Linked DNA regions of Mus musculus: region 2 is linked to region 1. The links are chromatin contacts, found by Hi-C or POLR2A ChIA-PET in ENCODE. All regions are on one chromosome and are shown on one strand. Each heading gives the region's core, a stretch centred on a gene start or an enhancer-like site at or near the end of the contact. The rest is flanking DNA. Distances are from core to core; before and after follow the strand shown. Region 1 has its middle 44 kb from the start of Arl4c. Region 2 holds the start of Arl4c (ADP-ribosylation factor-like 4C).

The links. Hi-C counts contacts between places; a loop is a spot of excess contacts on that map. ChIA-PET counts read pairs that join two places held with the same protein, here RNA polymerase II (POLR2A).
Region 2: a map of heart shows a loop between it and region 1 (5-fold over the local background). The contact joins the promoter of Arl4c here to the enhancer-like site in region 1. A Hi-C loop is called at or near these places in 13 of 37 maps with a recorded cell type or tissue (CH12.LX, Patski, T-helper 1 cell and 4 more). POLR2A ChIA-PET finds 5 or more read pairs at or near these places in 3 of 5 experiments (Patski and embryonic stem cell).

What each region holds. Positions count from the first base shown.
Region 1 is chr1:88,656,897-88,660,053 of GRCm38, forward strand. No RefSeq gene overlaps it. Among named protein-coding and RNA genes, the nearest start is that of Arl4c, 44 kb to the right of the region's middle. Within about 2 kb of position 1,540, at least 1 of the 3 ENCODE cell types and tissues checked has a DNase peak (open chromatin) inside an H3K27ac peak, as active enhancers do; it is heart, where a contact is called at or near this core.
Region 2 is chr1:88,700,720-88,703,876 of GRCm38, forward strand. It overlaps Arl4c (ADP-ribosylation factor-like 4C), which reads right to left and starts at 1,472. Exons shown (of 1, transcript NM_177305.4): 1 at 1-1,472. The coding sequence starts at 945. The coding sequence ends at 367.

The DNA.
Region 1 (3,157 bases), core at 290-2,789:
CTGATATTGTAACCAGCCATAATAGTACTTGTGTCTTCCTTTCAAATGATAGACTACAGGGGCAAAGATTTACTTGAGAGCTGTATCCCAGCTGCCTAGAATAGTGCTGTGTGTGTGTGTGTGTGTGTGTGTGTGTGTGTGTGTGTGTGTAGAAGAAAGAGAAAGGGGGCAAGAGAAAGAAGGGAAGAATGGATGAGGGAAGACTGTAGGGAGGAAGGAAAGAGGAAAGGAGTGAGAGAAGGAGGGGGTATTCTGTTGCTTCCCCTTGAAGGATATCATTCACCTTAGGAGAAGCACAAAGACCAGCACTCGGTCTCTCCATGGTAACAGGAACTAGTAGTTCTGTGGTCTTTGACTCCAGCTGCCTGCCTCTGTGGCTATTCCCTGACTGGGGCTGACCCAGGCTCTCTGCTCCCATGGGTGGTTTTGCTGGTCCAGGTCCCCCCAGGAATGGCAGAAACAAGCTAAGACCTCACAGTGTGAACGGCCAGAGCCATGGGCACCCAGGCTCTACTCTTTCTGATGGAGGGAGAAGAGAGGAGAGGAGAGGACAGGACAGGACAGGGCAGAAGAGAAGATGGGAAAGGGAAGGAAAAAGGGAAGGGAGGGGAGTAGGAGGAGAGAGTGGGAAAGGAAAGGGAGAGGAGGGGAGGAGGGGAGGAGAGCTCTGCCCTTTTAAATTCTGCTCTGTCTATGCTACCAGATTGACCAACAGCACCCAACTGTTGTGGCCACTCATCTTCCTCCACCCTTCTTCGTCTTCTGTTTCAGGCCCACCTTATCCAGGACCACAGGTGGTTTTGCTCAACTTGAGTTCATCTGTCTTTGGAATTTCCTTCTTGAAACAGACTCTGGTCACAGCCCATTGTACCTTCCAGCCTGTGATGACCCATCTTCACTGTCACCCTGACAGACTTTAGAGTCCTCAAGGAGACAAAGCTCTGGGCATGCCTACAAAGGTGTCTCCAGAGAGGCTTAATTAACTGATGAGGGAAGACCCACCCTGAGTGCAGCAGGCACCATGCTCTGGGACAGTGTCTTAGGTTGAACAGAATGGAAACCGGAAGAATCTGGATGAACACCTGGGTTTCTTTGCTTCCTGACCCACAAGAAGGGAAGCAAGTTCTTGCCCCTCTCCATGTTCCACCCCTCCATGATTGAGTGTGCATCTTGAGCTGTGAGTCAAAATAAATCTTTCCTTCAAATTGTTTTTTTGTCAGTTAATTTGGTCACAACAATGAAAAAAAAATAACAAATGTCCCCGAAGTGGCATCCAGTGACCATCTGATGGCTCTCTGTGGGCCACAGCTGATAAAGGAAAAGGCAAGTCTTCACCAAGACACCTCAACCTGCTTTCTAACAAGGGCTTGTCTACACTCTGACCACCTGCTTGAATAGCAGGCAGTGGCTCAGGAGCCTTGCAGGCTCAGCCTTCCAAAACCGAGTGCCCAGCGCCTACTTCCTTTGGGTTTTCTTTAGAACAAAGGCAATTTTCCCAATGGCTCTCTTCCCCCATTTGGAGTCTTGCAGCCTTTTATAAACCAAGCAAGGCTCCCAAGCCCTGAATGGAAAGTGTTCTGTCACTGCATGTGCACGGCAGCACTCATGTGGGGCACCTGCTTTTCTGGGACAGTTGCCATTTGGAATCAGGCGATTTCCTCATTGTGTGCCTATTTCTGGACAAAGAAGAGGGGAGCTGGACGAGAAGCTGAATGCTCCCCCACATCCTCCAGATGCCCGGCAGCCCCTAGTAAGACTCTGGCTCAGGAAGGTTACATGCCACAGGGAGTAAGGACAGTGTGGAGTGTCCTTGTCCCTCCCCACCCCCACCCTACCTTCTGCCTGACAGCATTAGCTGATCAGACCTTGAACAGCAATGTTTGGGAAGCATGCTTGGACTTAGCCTCTGTCATGAGCTGGGAGGTCTAGGCTGTCTCCTCTCCTGACAATTTGGGAGCTGCAGAGAGTTCAGGTCTCCCTTGTCCATATGACACCTAGACCAACAGAATTTTCTCTAGTAGCCTTCAAGGGCAAAAGGAAGTGGAGCATCTACCTCAGCAATCAAGGCCGCCTTTTCTGGCTACCTGGCTTATAGCAAGCCAGGAGTTCATTTGCCTGACTTTCCCCAAGTCCCTCTCTTCTAGACACCCACCATTTACAGCACTTTGTGAATACCATAAGTAGGTAATGCTTTGAGAAGAAGTAATCCAGGTAGAATGATACACACCTTCCATCCCAGCACTCAGAAGAAGGAAGAGGCAGGTGGGCCTTTGTCAATTCAAGGCTAGCCTGGTCTACATAGTGAGTTGCAGGCTAGCCAAGACTTCAGTGTGGTACTGGGACCAGTATCAAAACTATAATATTGAGGGCTGAAGAGATGGCTCAGTGGTTAAGAGCACTGACTGCTCTCCCGAAGGTCCTGAGTTTAATTCCCAGCAACCTAACCACATGGTGGCTCACAACCATCTGCAATGAGTTCTGATGCTCTCTGATGTATATATATCACACACACACACACACACACACACACACACACACACACACACATATCCCACCCATATGGCATAAATCCAATCTAGAGAGAAAAGATTTGGGCAAATAAGACAGTATGCCAACAAACAAAAGGTAATCTCATGCTTACCATACAAACTGGTTAAAAAAAAAGAGAGAGAGAGACCCATAGAATGCCCTACTTAGCATAGTAACTTTTGAGCTGGATCAGAAAAACTCAAAAGATGAGAAAGGCTTGGTCATCTGCACTGGAACCCCAGTAGATGAGGGGAGACTTTTGGAAATAGATGAGTTTGGCTTGTGGGTGATTGAGGATTTTTGTTGTTGTTGTTGTTGTTGTTTGGTTTTTGTTTTGGGGGGTTTTGTTTGTTTGTTTGTTTTGCACTGTTAGGAATTTATAGTACAAAAGAAAGATTTTCAGTAACTAAAAACACTCTAACACGAATCTCAAACTCTAACTTGGCACCCCCTGAATCCTCCGCGTCCACACCCACAATGAGCGACTACTGAATGTTCTACCTGTGTTTGGCTGAGCACAGGGGCTCTTCCTCCTACCCCGCACTCCTCACATTCGCTTGCTAGTATCATAGCTTCAAGGGGTTGTTTGAATTCTGACAAAACAATAAACAACCCTTATTATGGGTTC
Region 2 (3,157 bases), core at 222-2,721, 44 kb after region 1:
TCTCTCTGACATCCAAGCTTCCCACCTGGGGCCAGAGGGCACACCACGGGACCCTTGCGTCCTCACGTCCACTCCCCACCGGTCCCCCCCACCCTATCCCACCGGTAGCTCAAGCATTATAGACAAAAGGTCCTCTGAGCTGGGGTGGGGGGGTGGGGCAGGTGACGAGATGGGTGGCTATGCAGCCTCCACACCCGGCTTAAGTCTCCAAGTCCTGTATTTGGATACAGAGATCGTGTTTTAAAAATTCGAATCATCGCTTTGGTTCGTTGTCTTTGTTCGCGGGTTCTCGCTCAACCCAGACGTCCATTCATTCACTCACTGGCTTGCTCGCTCAGCCTTGCTCCAGATCGCTGCTCTAGCGCATTACCGCTTCTTCTTCTGCTTGAGAGACTTCCTGCGTTTCAGGATCATCTCATAGAGCTTGTCCATGCCCTCGGTGAGGCCCTCGCCGATGATGGCGCACGCCGGCTGGACATGGTAGGTGGTGGCCGGGATGAGCTCGTGCAGCGCCAGTTGCTTCTCAATCTCGGCCACCGGCAGCGACTTAGGCAGATCCTGCTTGTTGGCGATAACCAGGAGCGGTGTGCCCTGGTTCTCCGCAAACTTGGTCACCTTGTGCAGCTCCGTCTTGGCCTCCTCCAGCCGGTCCACGTCCACCGAATCCACCACGTAGATGATGCCGTCCGTGCAGCGGCTGTAGGACTTCCACAGCGGCCGTAGCTTCTCCTGGCCGCCCACGTCCCAGAAGTGGCAGCTGATGCCCTTGGCAGTGCCGTTGCTCAGTTTGATCTTCTCGGTGTTGAAGCCGATAGTGGGCACAGTGTTCACGAATTCGTTGAACTTGAGCCGGTAGAGCACCGTAGTCTTGCCGGCCGAGTCCAAGCCCAGCATAACGATGTGCAGAGACTGGAAGGCCGAGATGTTGGAGGAGATGTTGCCCATGGCTCCTCGCTGCGGCGCCGGCCACTGCGACTGCGGCTGCGGCGGGAGGGCGCCGCCCCCCGAGCAGTCACAGGCCCTCTGCGGCCGGGCGCACCTGGGCCCCGCCCGTTGCTGGACCCGGTGGGGTCTCGGCGTCCCCGCGGCGCACGGCCAGGCGCGCTTAGGCTCGGAGGGGCCGGCTCCCTGGCCCGCCTGGTGCGTGCTCCGCGGGCATCTTTCTCCGGAGGCTTTGTCTCTCGCGCAGCCGCCACGGACAGACGCCGCGGTGTAGGATGTCTGCGCCTTGCGCGGTAGCCCGGCTCGACCTGCGGCTCTCCCGCACCGCGGCTCTGCAGCAGCCTCTGGTCTCGGCGCACCTCGGAGCTGCTCTAGCTCCGGCTCCCGGGAGCGCCGCAAAGGCGCAGGCGGGGCGCGGGCTTCCCCGGCGTCCGAGTTAGCGTAGCTGCCTTGCTGTCCCTGCAGTACTAGGCGCTGCTGCTACCGCCGCCGCCGCCACCAGCCTGCTGCGGCCGGAGGGCGCCGGCCCCGCCCCTCTAGTCCCGCCCACAGGCCACGCCCCTCGCCCGCCACGCCCCGCGGTCTCCCGGGGTCAGGCGGGGTCTTCTCGGTCGGTTGCGTCTTTTCGCGCGCTCCGATCGTTCGAAACTCGCCCAGGCGACCCTTCCCGCCGGCCGCGCGCCGACTGTGGGCCTGGACGCGGACTCTTCCTCCCCAATCCGGTGACGCGTCTTTTAAAAATAGCTCCGGGCTCCGGAACCCCCGCCCGGGGCCTAGCCCGCAGCTGGCCGGGCAAAGGCAGCGACTGCAGAGGGCTAGGGCGGTGAGACTGCGGCACCGACGCAGGAGGGCGGAGGAGAGGAGCTGACCTCCTTGAGCCTGCAGCCCTGCTGCTGCCCACTCCTAATCCATTTCCACCGCGTGGTTTCACGCTCTTTGGTGCCCTAGTGTCTTGGTCCCTATTCTTCCTTGATGCGTATGCTCCCTAAGTCTAGGGTGTGCCCAGGAGGCTCAGTTAAGACTACCTACCACCCACCTGCCTAGATAACTCCAGACATTTCTTTCTCAGACACCCATTTTGGAGCCTTGCTTTATGCTTCCCCACCCCTTCCCCACCCCCTCCACTCTGCTGACATCCCAGATTAGGTTAGTCTTAAAGCAACCTTTGTCATTCTACCTTGAGAACCTACCAGGGATGGGGTGAGGGTAGGGGATGGGGGAGGTCCAAATCACCTGACCAGGCTTCAGGAAAGCTAGGTCACTAGAAGACCCTAGCTAGCTTGGAGCTGGTGGTGTGATGAGTCACAAATACATATTTTCTGGGTTCCATTTCGTGACTCCATTCAGTGGTTTTATCCTACCTTGTAAAACGTAGCAAATGAATATTATTTCTGCATGTGGAGGGAAGTCGGGGGGGGGGTGATTATGAGTGACACAGGTTTGATGATGATGGGAACTAGAGATGACAGCCAAGGGGAAAATGGTTTACATTTGTGTAGGTCAGGCTTCTGGGTCAGAAAAGGTTGCAAATGTAATCCAGGGAAAGAAAATAAAAATGCTTATCATTTGTGATCTTAAAAATTATATATATACACACACACACAGAGAGAGAGAGAGAGAGAGAGAGAGGAACCTTCCTTTCTAATGCTGTTATAATACATGATTTCATTTGTACTAAAGCCTGTGAGAAAAATCACACCTGTTCAATTCCATCTTTTAATTCTCACAACTCCAAAAGCCAGTCTAGGCTTCCACCAGCTAGACTCAAGCCCAGGGACTGGTGATGGATGTTGGTGCTGGCAAGGTCCACTCAGATTACCTGTCCAGCTTGCTAGAGGAGGAAATTTAGGTCTGTGTGCTGGTACTTGCTAAGGGGACCTCAGTGCAGACAGCCTGCCTAAGATCAGTGATGCATTGGTTCTGGGATGCTTTCCAATGGGCACCCCCTCCCCCCCCCCCCCAAAAAAAAACAGGGGCACAAAAATTTGTCTCAAATTAATCTCAAATTGAGTTGGCAAAGTGATAAATACATTAATATAGTTCTGGATACATGGAAAATGTTTAGGATAAGGGTTTTCTCTTCTGGCATGGCTGGATCCTGGAGCTCACCACTAGACACTAGGCCAAATCTTCACCCGTCCTCAGTTTCCCTCTGTGCCCATCCTTTTAACTCCTGTGGCCTCACATCCTTTTGTTTGGGACCTAGAAGGAAAGG